Regions from separate parts of the Mus musculus genome. Here region 1 is linked to region 2. The links are chromatin loops, found by intact Hi-C in ENCODE. Cell type or tissue: left cerebral cortex. All regions are shown on one strand. Links, peaks and the distances in the headings refer to the core of each region. The heading gives the core; the rest is flanking DNA.

Region 1 (8,331 bases), core at 36-8,035, 130 kb after region 2:
CCACATTTGGGGGTCCAGGGTATAGCGTGCACGAAGCCCTGGGTATGTGTGTGCAATGCGCATGAGCATGTCTGCCATGTTGCACTCGTGAGGGTCAGAAGGCAACCAGTGGGAGCCAGTTCTGTCCTTGGTGGGCCCTGGGGACTGAACTCAGGTCATCAGGCTTGCTGGTGGCCACTTTACCCACGCAGCCATCCTGCCTTCCCTGCTAAGAATTGAGACATATCATTCGTTCCAGTCTCAGACACATTCAATCTTACCAGTCCAATGTGACAGGGCGAGCTGGAGGTAGACACAGCTGGTAAGAGCGCTGCGGTTCCGGCAGAGGACCTGAGTCAGGTTCCTAGCACTCACAAGAGGGCTCGAAACTGCCTGCAACCGCAGCTCAGGGGATCCGACACCCTCTTCTGACCCCTGTGGGCACCTGCGCTCCCTCTCCCACTCAGGGGATGAGTTCTAGTCCATATTCTTTTGATTATTAGGGGGAGTGAACATTTTTATAGTTTTTAGTTAGTAACTTTTTATTTTATTTTAATTGTTTTAAAGGTTTATTTATTTAATGTATATGGGTTCACTGTAGCTGTCTTCAGATACACACGAAGGGGGCATCCTATCCCATTACAGATGGTTGTGAGCCACCATATGGTTGCTGGGATTTGAACTCAGGACCTCTGGAAGAGCAGTCAGTGCTCTTAACTGCTGAGCCACTCTCCAGCCAGTTAGTGACTTTAATTAGATTGTGAATTTCCTATTTGCAGCCTCACCCCACCCCCTGCCTTTTGTTTGGGGTGATTTTTTTTTTATGGTGGTGGTGGCAGACACTCTACTAGGCAATGTCCACCAGTTTCTTTTTATATACTAGGGTGATTAACTTATTTTTAATCATTATTATTTTCAAGACGGTGTCTCATGTAAGCCTAGGCTGGCCTCAAACTCTACAGAGCTGAGGGTGATCTTGAACTCACGATCCTCTCCTCCCAGCTGATGGTGCCCTTCACTTCAATCACTGGGAAGTCCCAGGCTTTGGGGCTTGACTTTGCTTCCTAGAGGCCCCCTGATTTGCGTGACCCACTGGACAACCCCTGCCCTGCACACTGCTTGCAGATCCAGAAGTACAAAGACTGAGCCTGGGGTAGTTGGTAGAACTTGCAAGCTCAGGCTGGCACCTCCCCCTGACTTGCCCCTCTGGGTCAGCTGAGATGGGGACTCCAGCAAGTGAAGGGCTGAGCTTGTCCTGGGTCAGATTGGTGTGAGGCAGACTTGTAAGCAGCTGGCTTCCCTCTGGTTCCCTGCCGGGGCCTTCCCTGAAATGAGGAAGCTGGGAAGGAGTCAGTGTGGTGAGTGAATGCCTCAGGAGATCTGCCTGTGTGCTGAGCCGTGCTGAGACTTTCATGGCGGTGATGAGGGGTCCTCTGGGGCAATACTCTCTTCCCTCCAGTTCTCTGTAAGGGTCTCCTTGAATGTTCTCACAATCCACTTCCTGGATATCTGTCCCACTGTGAGCTTTTGCTCTCTGCCTCTGATACCCTGATATTCCCTGGGACTCTTTGGAGAAAGCTGGTCTGCTCATTTTGTTGTTTTCTGAAGACAGGGTCTCTGGGTGGGGAGGATGGTCTTGAACTCAGAATCCTCTGCCTCAGTCTTCAGAGGTCTGGAGTGGCAGACATGGCCACCATGCCCAGCTTTGGTCTTTGGCTGGCTCACCCCTGCCTATGTTGGCTCACAGGTTTCTAGTCATGCTTGGACTTCCCGAGCGTGACACTGTCTGCCTCTGAGGTTCTTGAAACTTCTGGTCTGCTAATGTCACTTTTCCCTTCTAGCACACTTGCAATGGAGTCTTCTTTTAAATTCCCTTGTTTGCTTGCTTGTTTGTTTATCGTGGCCCTGGCTGTTCTGGAGTTCTCTATGTAGACCAGGATGGCCTCAAACTCACAGAGATCTGACTGTCCCTGACTCCCGAGGGCTGGGATTAAAGTCATGTGTCACCACATCCAGCTTGGAGTCATCTTTTAAGAATGCCATCAGGGCTGGCCAGAGTGCTCGGCAGATAAAGGTGCTCGCTGCATAAGCCTGGTGACCTGACTTGGATTCCCTGGGACCGACATAAAGGTGGAAGAAAATCAAAGATGTCCTCTGGTCTCCATATGTGTGCCACGGCATTGTACAAATGCACACTAATAAATAAAATAAAACAAAATCAAATCAAAGCCTTCATGTTCTATGCCTGTAATGCCAACACTGGGGGCAGAGGCGGGAGGGCTGGCTCAAGGCCATTTTCAGCTATATTAAGTTTGAGGTCAGGCCGTACTACAAAAGATCTTCTCTCTAAATAATAGATAGATAGATAGATAGATAGATAGATAGATAGATAGATAGATAGATGGATGGATGGATGGATGGATGGATGGATGGATGGATGGATGGATAGATAGATAGATAGATAGATAGATAGATAGATAGATAGATAGATAGATAGATAGATGATGGAGGAGAGGTGTTGGTGTGAGGGCCTAATGTGCTGACCAGAAAGTTTTAACTGCTCTGATAACTACACTATCTCTCAGGGAGGCCTGAGCTTAGACCAAGGGACCTCAATACTCAGCCCCTCAGGGCTAGCCAAGAACAGTTGCTCCAAGCACTGAGCCAGCTTCCTCCACCCCAAGCAAACCCCAGTGCCCCAGAGAACACAGAGAGACTGGAGTTGAGCTGTTAAAAAAAAAAAAAAAGTATAGAAAAGTCGGGGATGCCAGCTGGGAATAAAGGAAAGGGTGATGTCACTTAATTTGTAGAGAGCTTCACTATGTATAAAGCCCTGGATTAAAAATACAGCACCAGCCAGGTGTGGCGGTGCACACCTTTAATCCCAGCACTCAGAAGGCAGAGGCAGGTGGATTTCTGAGTTCGAGGCCAGCCTGGTCTACAGAGTGAGTTCCAGGACAGCCAGGACTACACAGAGGAACCCTGCCTTGAAAAACCAAAACCAAACAACCAAACAAACAAATAAAGAAAATTAAAAATTAAAAAGTGGAGCCTTTGGGAAAGTCATTTGATCCTTACACACAAGATAAAGCAAGTTATCAGGACAGACAGTAAAGAAACCTGCAGAGAGCTCTCAGAGGGAGGTCAGGATGCATATACAAGTGTGTGTGTGTGTGTGTGTGTGCATGTCAGGGGGTGGGGGGCAGAGGACATCTCCACTTCTGGCTTGTGGGAACCAAGAAGGGGCAGGACCACCAGAATGAGCATCAGACTACCACTCTCCTGGTAAAGTAGGATTTGGGTGCCACAGCTGTGCCATGGGTCAGTGTGGACGGGATGGTGGTTCCCAATTGGTCCTGAACCTTCCAACTAACTGTATTGGTGGGTTCACAGGAAGACTCCATGGTACAGTAACCCCCAAACTCACACGTGGTCTGGAGAGAATGTTCCTAGGCACACACCCCACTGGGCTATCACCCTGCCCTGCCCAGCCCAGCCTTCAGAGACCTGCCAAGGCAGCCAGCCTGTTCTCCTCCAGCTTCATGGCCTCCTTGTACCACAGACAGGCTTCCTTCACTTGTTGGTGTAGGATGAAGAGGTAGCCCAGCTCTGTGGCCACAAGGGCACAGGAAGGTGTGGCCATAAAGATGCGCTCCAGGAAGCCGCTCACAAGCCGATGGACCACCTGGTGCCTCCCACACTGCCAAGAGTGGACATATGGGAACAAAGAGTCTTGTCAGCCCAATGTGCCTGGGTGAAGATACATCAGATGTGTGTGCGTGTATGTGTGTGTGGAGGGGTGGGGGGTTCACAGCTGGGGAGGTCCCAAAGAGCCCATGAGGCATCTGGGATTTTTTTCTATCTATCTATCTATCTATCTATCTATCTATCTATCTATCTATCTATCTATCTATCTATCTATCTATCCATCCTCTGGCCACAGGCTCTTCTGGATGTGCCCTTGGCTGGTCACAGTAACTGATGATCTCGGTAGTTACCTACAGGTTGTTTTGTTTTAGTAACAGGGTCTTCTGTAGCGCAGTAGCCCAGGCTGGCTTTGAACTTGCTATGTAGCTGAGGCTGGCTTTGAACTCTCTATCCTCTTGCTTCTACATCACAGGTGCGTACCACCACTCTCAGCCTCCTACCAGGAGGCGTTTGCTTTTGTTTGTTTGTTTCTAGTTAAGGCTTGTTGAAAAGCTTGTTTATGAGAAGTAGCCATGGCAAACCATGTCCGTTGCCACTTGAGGACAGAGCTGAGAAATTCAGACACTCGGACACACACATGGAGGGCGACAGTCACCCAGTGGCACCTAGGAGCCCCAGTCTGGTTCCTGCAGCCCAGGGGTTGGCCTGATTCTTCGTTTTCTTCCTGCAAACCTTGCTTGGGAGGTGAAGGCTTTACAAAAGACAAACTCTATGGCAACTTGGTCTGTTTGGACCTTTGACGTCACAGGCCCAGGTGGGCTGTCGGTCAGGTTACTGCCAGGAGGAGGTGGGTCACGGCTGGTGTGATTCTGCGAAGCAGATGCAGGTACCTTCTCTCCCTAGTAGGGGCACCACTGTAAAAGCCCTTCAGACCCCAACTTCCTGGTCACTGTGGCGCCTCCTAGTGGCCGCATCATGTCACTGTTTGCAGCCAGAGAAGGGCAGAGGCCCAGGCAGAAGGAGAGGGGGTTGGGTGCTTGGAGCATAAAGGGCAGGGGGTAGGTCAGAAATGGGGCACCACCTACTTACCAGCCTGCTGATTACAAGGATCTTCTTAAGATGTAGGTTTGGATTGTGGGGCTCTCCAGTCTCTAGCGCCTTGATGAGGTTTCTGACCCGGTCGGCAGCCTGCGGGGACAACAGGCAATGTTGGGGGCACAGCTTGGCTGGCAGAGTGCTTGCCTTAGCACGCATGAGTTCTTGTTTCTCCAAGGGATGATGTCAGGGTCCTTTTCAAGGGTTTTCCCCTGGGACACATCTCAGAGCTCTACAGATGGGAGAACTTCCTTTCTCTGCATTGCTGGCCTTGTCAAAGGATGGTGTATGTCCCACTATTCAAAAGCCAGGGCTGGGTTTGGGTGTGGGCTGGGGCTGGGGTTGGGGCTGGGGTTGGGGTGCAGTGGGTTCCTCCTCGTATTGTATCTGTTCATTGCTCAGCTGAGTCAGACTCCTGCTCTCTGTCTGTCTGTCTTTTTTGGACGGACAGGGTTTTGACCTGAACTCATCTCTGATCATCCTGCCCGACTCCTGGGATTACAGATGTGTCCCCAGGCTGAGCTTCTGAGTCTTGAGGCAACTTACTCTGTCCGTGTTCCCTTCTTTCACCAGCTCGTGCACAGCTAGAATTTGCCAGGCATCAATATTGTTTTCGTCTTTTTCAAGGATTCTGCAATAGAAAGGGAAGTCATATGAACTGATCGTATTCACAGCGTGGCCGGACGGGATGCTAGAAGGATCTGATTTCATTTTAACATCCATTCCTACTTTTTATTTTTAGACTTGTGTTTTAAAAACAATTTATTAAGAGGCTGGAGAGATGGCTCAGCGGTTAAGAGCACTGGCTGCTCTTCCAGAGGTCCTGAGTTCAATTCCCAGCAACCACATGGTGGCTCATAACCATCTATAGTGAGATCTGGTGCCCTGTTCTGGCCTGCGGGCATACATGCTGGAGGAACGCTGTATACATAATAAATCTTTAGAAAAATTTATAAGGGGCTGGAGACATGGCTCAGTGGGTAAGAGCACTGACTGCTCTTCCGAAGGTCCTGAGTTCAAATCCCAGCAACCACATGGTGGCTCACAACCATCCATAATGAGATCTGACACTCTCTTCTGGTGTGCCTGAAGACTTAAAAAAATTTATAAGAAAACATAATTTATTAATTTTATATTGCGTGCATTGGCGTTTTGCCTGCCCTTTTGTCTGTGTGAGGGTGTCAGATACCCTGGAACCAGAGTTACAGACAGGTGTGAGCTGCCACGTGGGTGCCGGGAATTGAACCTGAGTCTTCTGGAATAGCAGCCTGTGCTTTTAGCTGCTGAGTCATCTCTCTGGCCTCTTCAGATTTTTTTGTTTGTTTGTTTGTATTTCAAGACAGGGTTTCTCTGTGTAGCCCTGGCTGTCCTGGAACTCACTTTGTAGACCAGGCTGGCCTCGAACTCAGAAATCCGCCTGCCTCTGCCTCCCAAGTGCTGGGATTAAAGGTGTGCGCCACCACTGCCTGGCTCAAGATAAAAATCTTAAAGGGCTGAGGCTATAGCTCCCTGGCAGAGCGTATACACAAAGCCCTGTGTTCCACCGCCAGCACCCCAACCATCTAAAAGGGAGGATTCCTGGCAAGTAGTGCGTCCCTCACCTTTGTCCGGTTTCTATCGTCTGATCCCAATCCTGCCGAGCCAGGAACAGCTTCATCTTCAGGACTAAAGCGGGCAGGAAGTTGCTGCAGGCCAAGGTGACCTGGTTCGCCACCTCCAGGGCCCCAGAGAAGTTCTGTTGTGTCATGAAGTACGTTGCCTGGGGGAGAAGACCTTCCATGTGATGCCGGGTCCTGTTCACTTGTTAGGGGGAGGGGAGATCACGCTGGGCACTGCAGATCCTTCTGGCTGGGCCCGTAGCCCAAAGGCCCAGAGTTTAACTGTGGGGGGCCTACCTGCCAGCTAGGCTGGGAAGCTGCTTATTGTTTGTGTCTGGGGATCCTGGCCTCCTCAGCAGCCCAGTGTCAGTTACTGCTTCCCCCTGGGGTGCCCTACCAGGAGTCCTGAGGCCAGGGCAGGACTTCCAAAAAGGCTTAAGGGCCAGGATGTAGCTCAGTTGGCAGAGTTCTTGCATGTGGTTTTCCTGTCTCTCTCCTTCCCCTTTCCTGTGACTTAAGGATTTTGTAAGGACAGACAGACACACAGAAGATAGTAAGAGAACAGTTTTCTTCCCTCAAACACTAAGTCAATGAGGGTCATAAAAGAAAAAAAAGATTTTCATTCAAATTAAGATCAGAAATTCAAAACATGTAAAGTATACACCTTCCTTTTCTGGTGGCCGTTGAGTAACGTTAACAAGTGGGGAGATATCTGGGGGGTAGTAAAAGTCAGAGGTGCAGAAGAGACAGAGAGCCAGGCCAAAGGGGAGGAGGGTCAGAGGTCACAGTCCCTGGCAGGACCAAGAGGGTCTCCCTGGTCCCTCCCACTCTTGTCTGACCTTGTGTCTTGCCAACATTTGGGAGGTGGAAGCAGGAGAACCGGGAGCTCAAGGCTAGCCTTAGCTACATTAGTGAGTACAAGGGCCAGCCTTGGATAAGTGAGGGCCTGTCTCAAAACAGGAGCTAGGGATGTAGCTCAGTGGCAGAGTGCTTGCCTAGTGTGTGCAGAGCCCTGGGGTCAACTCCCTGGCTCGCCAAACAATACAACACACACCCAGAAGGATGGTCACACGGAGCTGGAAGGAGTTGGGCTCTGGACTGCTGTGACCCTGGGCTGCTTGCTGGCTCTGGATCTCAGATCTGGCCTGAGGTCACCTGGCAGACCTCTACCTCCAGAGACCAGACCGGGGACTCCCGGCTAGGCTTGCTCGTGGCACCTCTGCGCCCCCACTCCTACCCTCCCCACCCCCCAACCTGCACGCCCCGCCCCCTCAGCCGCTCACCTTGCCCATGAGCCCTAGCACATCTTTGGTGTCTTGAGTTCCTTGTTCCAGGTACTTGATGGATTTCTTCACAACGTGGGGTTTACTGGAGGTAAGGTCCACCCAGCCTTTGAGCACATAGCCCTGGGACAAGAACAAGGGGAAAGGTGAAGTTCTGCGTCCTGTCCAGCCTCTGCCCCAGCCGCTGGTGCCCTGCCCTCCACCTGGTAGGCCGCATCGTCTTGTGCAGATCCCGCTGGGAGGCTCCTCTGCCAGGTGGTGTCCCCTGCCTGCACTGCCTGCAACACCCTGACACCTCTTACTTTCCAGATCGGGCCTCATACATCTGGTAAAGGACTTGGTTACAGCTTAGCCTGGGAACCCCCATCCCACACCCAGGGGCCTGGTTTTCACGCATCTCTACCACTCTTCACAGCTCTTCATTGCTCCTTATGGAGGGACGCCCTCGCCCCTCTCCCCATGTCCTGGACACAGGCAGTCAGGTTACCAGTACTGGGGCTTGGGTAGGACTGCTCTTGCCCTCTGCACACCCTCTTCCAGTTACAGGGAGGGCCGGGCCTGGGGAGTGCGCACCACCATATGGATCCCAGAGATCAAACTCCGGTCATCAGGCTTGGCAGCAAACGCCTTGGCTCAGCAGATGCCTGAGCCATCTTGCCAGCCGGATCGTCTGGTTTTCTACAGGTCAGCAACTGATTCAAGATGCTTAAAGAGTGCTGGGACGAAGC
Region 2 (8,331 bases), core at 112-8,111:
CATTCTCAAGCATTCTCAATTTTATCCTTTTCTAGGATTGTGGAGAATGTTTAAAATGTGTTCCAGATGGGTGGAGACTCAGTCTCTGAGTTTTCCTGAAATCTCCTGTGTGTGTGTATGTGTGCATGTGTATGTATGCATATGTGTGTGCATGTATTCGGAGAGGGGGGTGCCAGAGGTTGATGTTGTCTGTCTTCTTCAAACTCTACCTTATTTTTTGAGGCAGAGTATCTCACTGAACTTAGAGCCATCTGTGAGCCCCAGATCACTGTCCTCAGCCTCCTCGGTGCTGGGATTGCACTGAGTTACCACACCTGGTTTAGGCAACAGGTGGAAGAGCTAGGGAGAAGAAGAATTTATTATAATCATCGATAAACTCAATTTCTAGGTCTGTGTCCATTCTCCATGACAGGTGCTACTGAGGCTAGGCACCCTCTACGCTCAGCCTCTGAACTTCCGGGTACTCATGGTGGACAGTTTCTGTGGGACTCAAAGCTTCCCTCACCTGGCCCAGCCTAAGGTTTAGAAGAGCCAGAATAAAAACAAAGAGGCTCTGCTCAGTCGCGGCGGGGCAGGAATCTGTGATTTGATCTCCAGCATCTTTCTTGCTCTGTAGGAGGAGAGTGAAGTGAGCTCTAGAGTCTCTCAGAGCAGGTGAGGTAAGAAACACGCGCAAGGACCTGCTCAGTCAGGATGGTGTGAGAGCAGAACCTGAGCCGGAGCGCACCCTTCAGTGTGGACCTGAGCCGGAACACACCCTTCAGTGTGGACCTGAGCGGGAGTGCATGTCCTTCAGGGTGGACCTGAGCCGGAGCGCACACCTTCAGGGTGGACCTAAGCCCGAGTGCATGCCCTTCAGTGTGGACCTGAGCCCGAGTACATGCCCTTCAGTGTGGCACCTGTGGGACAGCAGGGAGTGGAGACCTGTGGGCACAGAGAAGCCACGCTGTGGTGGGCACAGAGGAGCCACGCTGTGGTGGGCACAGAGAAGCCATGCTGTGGTGGGCACAGAGGAACCACGCTGTGGTGTTACCCCAGCTCTTATCACAGGGAACTCTGGAGTTGTCTCCTGGATGAAAAGAGGAAGCCAGATGCTCACACCCACGTGCTGGGCCGCCAGCAGATACAAGAAGCTTCAGGAGGGATCTTGACCTTTGACTTGGTGTCTTTCTTCAGTCAAGGCAAAGCCACAGAGGCCTGAGCACAGTGGCCATCTCCCAGCAACACTAGGAGTCTCCTCTGCAGCCTGAAAGGTGGTGGGGGGGGGGGTAACTCAAATGGGTACCATTGTTTTTATACCAGGGTCCGCCCCTCTCCTCTGTTACACAATAGGCGGAATGGCTCAGAAATGGCACCAGCTCACACAATAGCCCTAACACACAGTAAGGCTTGGAACACATTTGTTCATGGATGGACTTGATGCTAATGAGACCTTTGACGTCAATGAGCCTACATCTCAAGAAAGCCATCACAAACCTCACCACACAGGCAGAACCATCTTCAGAGAATGCCACAAAGACGGCATCTTTTGAAGTTCCAGTTTTAGCTCTGTCTGTCTGTCTGTCTGTCTGTCTGTCTGTTCTTGTGGGCAAGGTGAGAACCTGGAGGAGGCAGAGGAAGGAAAAGAGGAGGAGGGAGGCTGAGGCCCTGAGGCTCAATGAGCTGGGTAAGACAGGGACATGAGAAGAGCCAAGAAATAGGAAAGGCATGCCTCAGTGTGAGCCGTCCACCACAAAAGTACCCAGGTCTGGGACAGCAGGGAAGGGAAGCCCCACACTTCCTGCCATCTGATTCCACTACCACCACCACCACACACACACCCATACCTGAAACTACCTTCTTCTGTCTGCCTTGCATCTGCACCAGGTAGCAGTTCCTAGCTGAAACCCATCAACAGCAACCATGTTTTTAATTAATATATTCTCTCATATATCACATCCCAACCTCACTGTGGTCCCCCTCCACCCCCATCTTAATGTCACTGTGTGAGCCACTGGGTGAGTTCTCCAGATTAGTTAGTTCTTGTGATAAAGCAAAGACAGGGAAGGCAGGGCTTATTTTGGCCCCCAGTTTAAAAAGAGCACAGTCCATCACAGTGGAGGTGGTTTTTGGTGTTAACTGTCAGATTGACAGGATCTGGAGTCATTGGCCCAAAACATGACTGTGGGGATTAATAATTCTGATTGTTTTCATTGAAGCGGGAAGACAGCCTCACTGTGGGCTGTCTGTTCCCTGGCTGGGATCCCGGACTATGTGAGCACAGAAAGGGAGCTGAGCAGCAGCCTGCTCACCCATCCTGGTTATGAATATGCTGTGACCAAGGGCTCTCAACTTCTCTGCCACAGTGGGCCACGTCCAGGAGCCTTGGGTGAACCTTGCCCAGGAGCCTCGAGTCAGGATCAGCCCTCTCTCCCTGCGATTGTCAGAATACCTATCACAGCAAGAGGAAAAGAAGGTAAGATGGCAGAAGTGTGAGGCAGCTGGTCACAGGGAGTCCACAGTCAGGGAGCACAGAGCAATGGATGCTGGCCACAGAGAGTCCACAGTCAGGGAGCACAGAGCAATGGATGCTGGCCACAGGGTGTCCACAGTCAGGGAGCACAGAGCAATGGATGCTGGCCACAGGATGTCCACAGTCAGGGAGCACAGAGCAATGGATGCTGGCCACAGGGTGTCCACAGTCAGGGAGCACAGAGCAATGGATGCTGGCCACAGGGTGTCCACAGTCAGGGAGCACAGAGCGATGGATGCTTGTACTCCACTTGTGTGGGGTTTTATAAGTTTACTTATTTTGTGTTTTGTTTTACTGAGCCCCAGGTTACACTCTGTTTTACCTGTGTCCTAGAAAAACTGAAGACACTTTGAGAGCCAAGTGGGCTGGAGAGACAGTTCATCGGTTAGGAGCACTGGCTGCCGAGGAAGGATCAGCTCCCAGAACCCACATGGCAGCTCACAAGCATCTGTAACTCTGCTCCAGTGGGATCTGGCGCCCTCTTCTGGCCTCCGTGGGCACTCCGTACACATGACACATGTACAGACATGCAAAGCAACTATACACATAAAATAAAACTTGAAGAAGAAAGGTGATGCATATCGGGATAACAGAAAAGGTGCCTTCAGTGCATTAAGAAACTTACAGACCCCCCACCTATCTATTGCAGGCTTCAAGGTGTAAAGCTATATATGCATTGGAAAGATTTTTATTTTAGAGTATTTCCATGAGGGGTGTGCTGCTTGAGCAAGGTTTCCTGAGGAAGCATTTTCTCAGACCCTGTCATGCAGACATTAGTGGCTGCTGCAGCTCTGCCCAGGGCCCGGCTACTGCACAAGCTAGTGGCAGAGCTTGTCCTTAGCTTTGTTCCCATGGCACATCTTTTACAGTCATACAGAATACACGAGTCGCAGGGCTGTGAAGGCTTGCATCCAGATTTTCAAAGAAAAAAAATTTTTTTGTTTTATTTGTATATGGGTTTGTGTGCCACATGAGTGTATGTGCCCTAAGAGGCCAGAAGAGGGCGCCAGACACACTGGAGCTGGAGTTGTGAGTGGCTGTAAGCCACTGATTTACTTGGGTGCTAGGTATGAAAGTTGGGTCCTCTGGAAAAGCAGCTAGTGGTTTTGACTGCTGAGCCATTTCTCTAGGCACTGCTTCCAGATTTTTAAGGAAAACATGGGATGCCTGCCAATGTGGAATAGAGTCACAACTCTGTAGGGAGCCTCTGAGAAGCCAGTGTGTGTCTGTGAGGATGAAACTCTGGCTGCAATGGGGACTTCCGTGGGTGGTCACCTTTGCTACCCAGAAGCTTTGGGCAGGAGGCAGTCCCATCCATCAAGTCTCACGCCACCACACCCGACTTGTCGGTTCTCAACACTGGAATCCTGAGTATCTGGGGTCTCATCAGAAGCATGATGCTTGTATCTTCTCCCTAGTTTCTTATGCTTGTTTCTAGTTTTTTTTTTTTTTTTTTTTTGGTTTGGTGTTTTGTTTTGTTTTTTGAAACACAGACTGTCTCTATAGCCAATTAGCAGCAATCTGCTGACTCCCAGCAAGCCAGGCTCCCAAGTTTCAGGCACAAGCCAATATTTAGTTGTTTCAGAGTTTTAAGTCTTGCAACAGTCTCTCTCTCTCTCTTTTTTTTTTTTTTTTTTTTTTTAGTTTTACACGCGTATACACTGCACTTTCTCTTCGCTTGCATCAAGGTCTGCAAGACTGTCTTCCTACTGCTTTCTTAGCATAGCCACCCCGGTACAAGAGAAGCTGCTGGTTTTGCGTGTTGATTTAGAACCTGATTTGTTGCTAAAAGCGTTTTTATCAGATTTCAGGGTTTTCTTCCTTCCTTCCTCCCTCCCTCCTTCCTCCTGATGTCGTGATCAAGAAAGCTAACAAGTGACAAAGTCCATTGATGTTTAAAAATCACTCACCTAGCACCTGTGTTCTGTGAAAGGATTCTGGTTTTAGGTGTACAAGGCAGCCTGCTGCAGATGAAAACACTCAACCCAAATAGCCTTTTATAACTAGTTCCATCTCAACAACAACAACAACAATCCGCTAACTCCACTCTCTGGTGTTGAAGGAGCATTCCTCCAGCTGGTGACAACTGGCATGTATGTGCGGGTGCTTACATTTATGAATGTGCATCATATGAATACAATGCCCGTGGAGGTCAGAAGAAGGAATTTGACCCCCCCTGAAACAGGAGTTATAGACAAATGTGAGCCACCATGAGGTGCTGGGAGCCAAATCCATGTCCTCGGGAGGAGCACTCAGTGTTCTTAGCTGCTGAATCATCTCTCCAGCCCCAAATTGTTTATTTTTTAATTTTAAAGTAACCAGATAAGTATCACGAATGACACCATAAGTCAAATAACACACAACGTCAAGATCCCTTAAAACTCATAATATCATGTGCACTCCCCCCAGCCTTGAGCAGGCTGAACAAACCCCCAATGGTTTTACAACCTAGCTGGCCTCCCAGCATTTGCAGTTCCCTACTGGAGCTTTGAGGAGTTGACCACCTGGTGATCTTGCTTTGCAACTCAATCCACCTGAAACAAAGGATAGATCTGTGGGTTTTCCCTATATAAACACAGCGCTGAAAATTGAACTTTGAACCTTGATCAGAAACTTTGTCTTGGCTTCATCCTTCTCTCCTACCCCATTCCTTTTTCATTTCCAATCCCCTTTCAGGTAACCCAGTTAATTCATGGCTACTGGACAGCTACAATATCGTATTCTCATTTTGCACAAAATAACTTTAATGTCACTTGACACACACACCAGCTGAAATCTCTCTCCGTAAGAGTCTAAATGCAATTAGTCAATGTGAGGAAAGATTGAAGAACGAGGTTTTCTGGCTATCATAAAAGATGTAGCAGCCTACACTATAGTGTGAGACCCTACCTCAAAAAAACAGCAACAAAAATAAAAAACAACAACAACAAAAGCAAACCTAAGAGCTTCTTGGTTGGCCACAAGAACAGGATCGTAAGACCCTATTGCTGAAGACAAAACACACGTTGGTTGCAGAATACAGAGAAGCCATGCTGGAACTGCGCTGGAAGCTTCATCCCTTCTGTATAGCCTTCATGGAAGCTACTTTGCAGGTAAGTGGGAGAGCAGGGTCAGCAATGGTCTTCCTCGGTATCAGACCTTACATGCTACAATAGCAACTTGCCAGACAAGGCGTGCCTACCAGTACAATAGCAGTACATAGGTTATAGGGGTAGCCTACTCATCTACACTTGGACCTGATGCCCACTCTGCAGAAGAAAGGTCATGCTTGGTGTTGTGCATCTGGTCAAAGGCCCACAACTGGGGAGGTCAAAAGCAAAAGAGGGCATGCAACTTTTGTATTGCTAAATGAACATTGTCAGACTGCCTTCCTAATATTCATGTTTCTACCTATAGACTGGTGCAGTTCTCAGCCTTTTCAAAGAACCGTTTCTTTGTTGCAAACGGAAGTTAATGTGGCAGAGCCCTTGTACTCACGAGCTCACAGGAGCTGTGGTTGCCTGCAAGAGTCTGCACAAGCCTGAGCCCAGAAACATCTTCACAGACAGGTGAAGGTCTCATGGATTCCCCACCCCACCCAGGGGAGTCCTTGAGAAGCAGAAGTCTGTGGCAGGCTTTTCCCTGGCCAATCACAGGCCTCCTGCTGCACTAATATTTAAATTAATTGAATGTGGCTTAAATTAATTCGATGGCTTCTGAAGCCACTGTGAGTTCATCTCGACCTGATGGGTAACTTCATGTCCATGTCCACATGAATGGCCCTGGTTAAGTGGGTCAGGAAACAAAAATAGAAACAAAGTAAAAAGACATGGGGGAACTTGTTGGGAGAAATGCGGGTTGTCCACAGTGGGATAAGTAAGGGAGTTGGAGGGATGTGTGTGACCAGAATGGATTACATAAGCATGAAATTATCAACGAATAAATTAAAGTAGGAAAACAAAACCTAAGAGCTGGATTGTAGTCACATGGTGGAGTGCTTGCCAGGCATGTCCAGGCTGAGTTCCACTCCCAGCTCTTACCACAGTGGGTTGTACGTGGTGGGCAGGATTTTGCGTGGTGGCTGGGCTTCTGGTTTAATGTGTATTCAATCACAGCACTTTTTTTCTTTCTCTGGAGACATCTTCTGAGTTGAGATGAGAGTTTGGGCTTTTTAGGTTTGATTTCACCCACAATAGCACTTCGCAAAATGGCATTAGCAGTTGCCGCTGGATAAAGGAGTGGAGACCCACCTGTTACATTGTTGTAACTAGCCTTTCATACCAGAGAGCAGACAGGCATGCGCACTTGAAATTCTGTTGGCTTAACACTTCATCCTGCTTCTCTTCAGGCACATTGTCTTTTCTCTCCACTTTTTGCGTGTGCATGTGGTTGCATGTTTGTGTGGGGCACACACATGTGTGTATGGAGGTCAGAAGTAAACTTCAGGTGTAGTCCCTCAGGACCGATCTTAGTTTTTTGAGACAGTATCTCTCATTGGCCTGGAGCTCACAGAACAGGTTAGGCTCTGTGGCCATTGAGCCCCAGATGAGCTCCCGTCTTTGCCTTCCTGGTGCTGGGATTACAAGCGCATGCCACTATGTGATTTTCACATGGGTTCTGGTATGAATCCCGGGTCCTAATGCTTATACAACAAACACTTTGTGGATGGCGTCACCTCAGCCTTTTTAAAAAGTCTTCATTGTTTCATGGCCTAGAACATTAGAGGTACCGCTGATTAAGCTGCTGTTTCTAACCCTTCTCTACTTCTCACCAGTGCTTCTGACATCTTGAAATGAAGATCAATGTTGTGTGTAGTTTTGCTACTCCACTTTAAGCTCTGGGAGGATTGCGCTACCAGCCTCTACCCAGATTCCCCTGAATCCACGGATACAAAACAACAACAACAACAACAGCACACACACACACACACACCAGTTAATCTTAAAATGCCTTTGCTATCTCAATGACTGTGAACTCGCAAACCTCCCCAGGCATACTTGGATAGCGTGGCCATTGGCCACTCCAACTGAAAACTCAGTGGCTGGTTGGCTTTATCTCCTCCTGCTTCTGCCTCCTTCCTCTTCCCCCACCCTGCATTCTCTCTTCATCCTCCCTCCAGCCCCTAGGTAAGCCCCTCCCACTCCCCAAAACAGGTAGGGAGCAACCAAGGATGCCTCACACTGAGCTCTGACCTCCACATGTGCCCAGTCCTGCATGGCCATGGGCAAGGGACAATGTGACATGTTTCCTGCCCCTGGAGCAGAGCCAGCAGGGCATGGACTTCCATGAATGTTTATGGTTGTAAGGCTTGGTTGTATATTTTACTCTTTTGGGGGAGTGTCTTCTCTACCAAGGTTAATAACTCCATGATAATCAGAGACAGCTTGAATCCAGTGAGGGTGTGTCTAATGTCCTTAGCAAAATGATGAGCCGGGCATGGTGGAGCACTTGGGAGGCAGAGGCAGGCGGATTTCTGAGTTCGAGGCCAGCCTGGTCTACAGAGTGAGTTCCAGGACAGCCAGGGCTACACAGAGAAATCCTGTCTCAAAAAACCAAAAAAAAAAAAAAAAGATGAATGCTGTGTGACCTTCAGGACAGCCCATAAAGCTGTAGGAAAGAACTCTAGTTGAGTTCAAAATATTTATAAACATGATTTCTCAACTATACAAAATATAAGGATGCAATATGAATTACATGAGGGACTTGACTTCACAGACCTAACAAAACAGAGGCAGCATCGATATAGTCAGCTTGTCAGAAAGATCCAGAAAGAGATAAGGAAATTTAGACAGTGGTGATCCCAGGGCAGGACCTCACCCAGCTAAGTTTATTGTCTGTGC

The links. Peaks named below come from ENCODE experiments on the same cell type or tissue, not always from the same donor. Only the 100,000 strongest peaks of a DNase experiment are listed, where the experiment ranks them.
Region 1: it touches region 2 in a loop (2.6-fold over the local background); 4 of 42 quality-filtered maps call a loop at or near these places.

The regions. Positions count from the first base shown.
Region 1 is chr9:119,941,967-119,950,297 of GRCm38, reverse strand. It overlaps Ttc21a (tetratricopeptide repeat domain 21A), which reads right to left. Exons shown (of 29, transcript NM_028735.3): 5 at 7,604-7,726; 6 at 6,324-6,481; 7 at 5,269-5,353; 8 at 4,717-4,815; 9 at 3,487-3,679. Among named protein-coding and RNA genes, the nearest start is that of Ttc21a, 8.5 kb to the right of the region's middle. In left cerebral cortex, for the core only: a CTCF peak has its summit at 4,590 (motif pointing left); no DNase peak of the experiment used is centred there.
Region 2 is chr9:120,076,093-120,084,423 of GRCm38, reverse strand. No RefSeq gene overlaps it. Among named protein-coding and RNA genes, the nearest start is that of Ccr8, 12 kb to the left of the region's middle. In left cerebral cortex, for the core only: CTCF peaks have their summits at 2,975 (motif pointing left), 3,304 and 3,504 (motif pointing right); DNase peaks (open chromatin) are centred at 2,249, 3,671 and 6,532.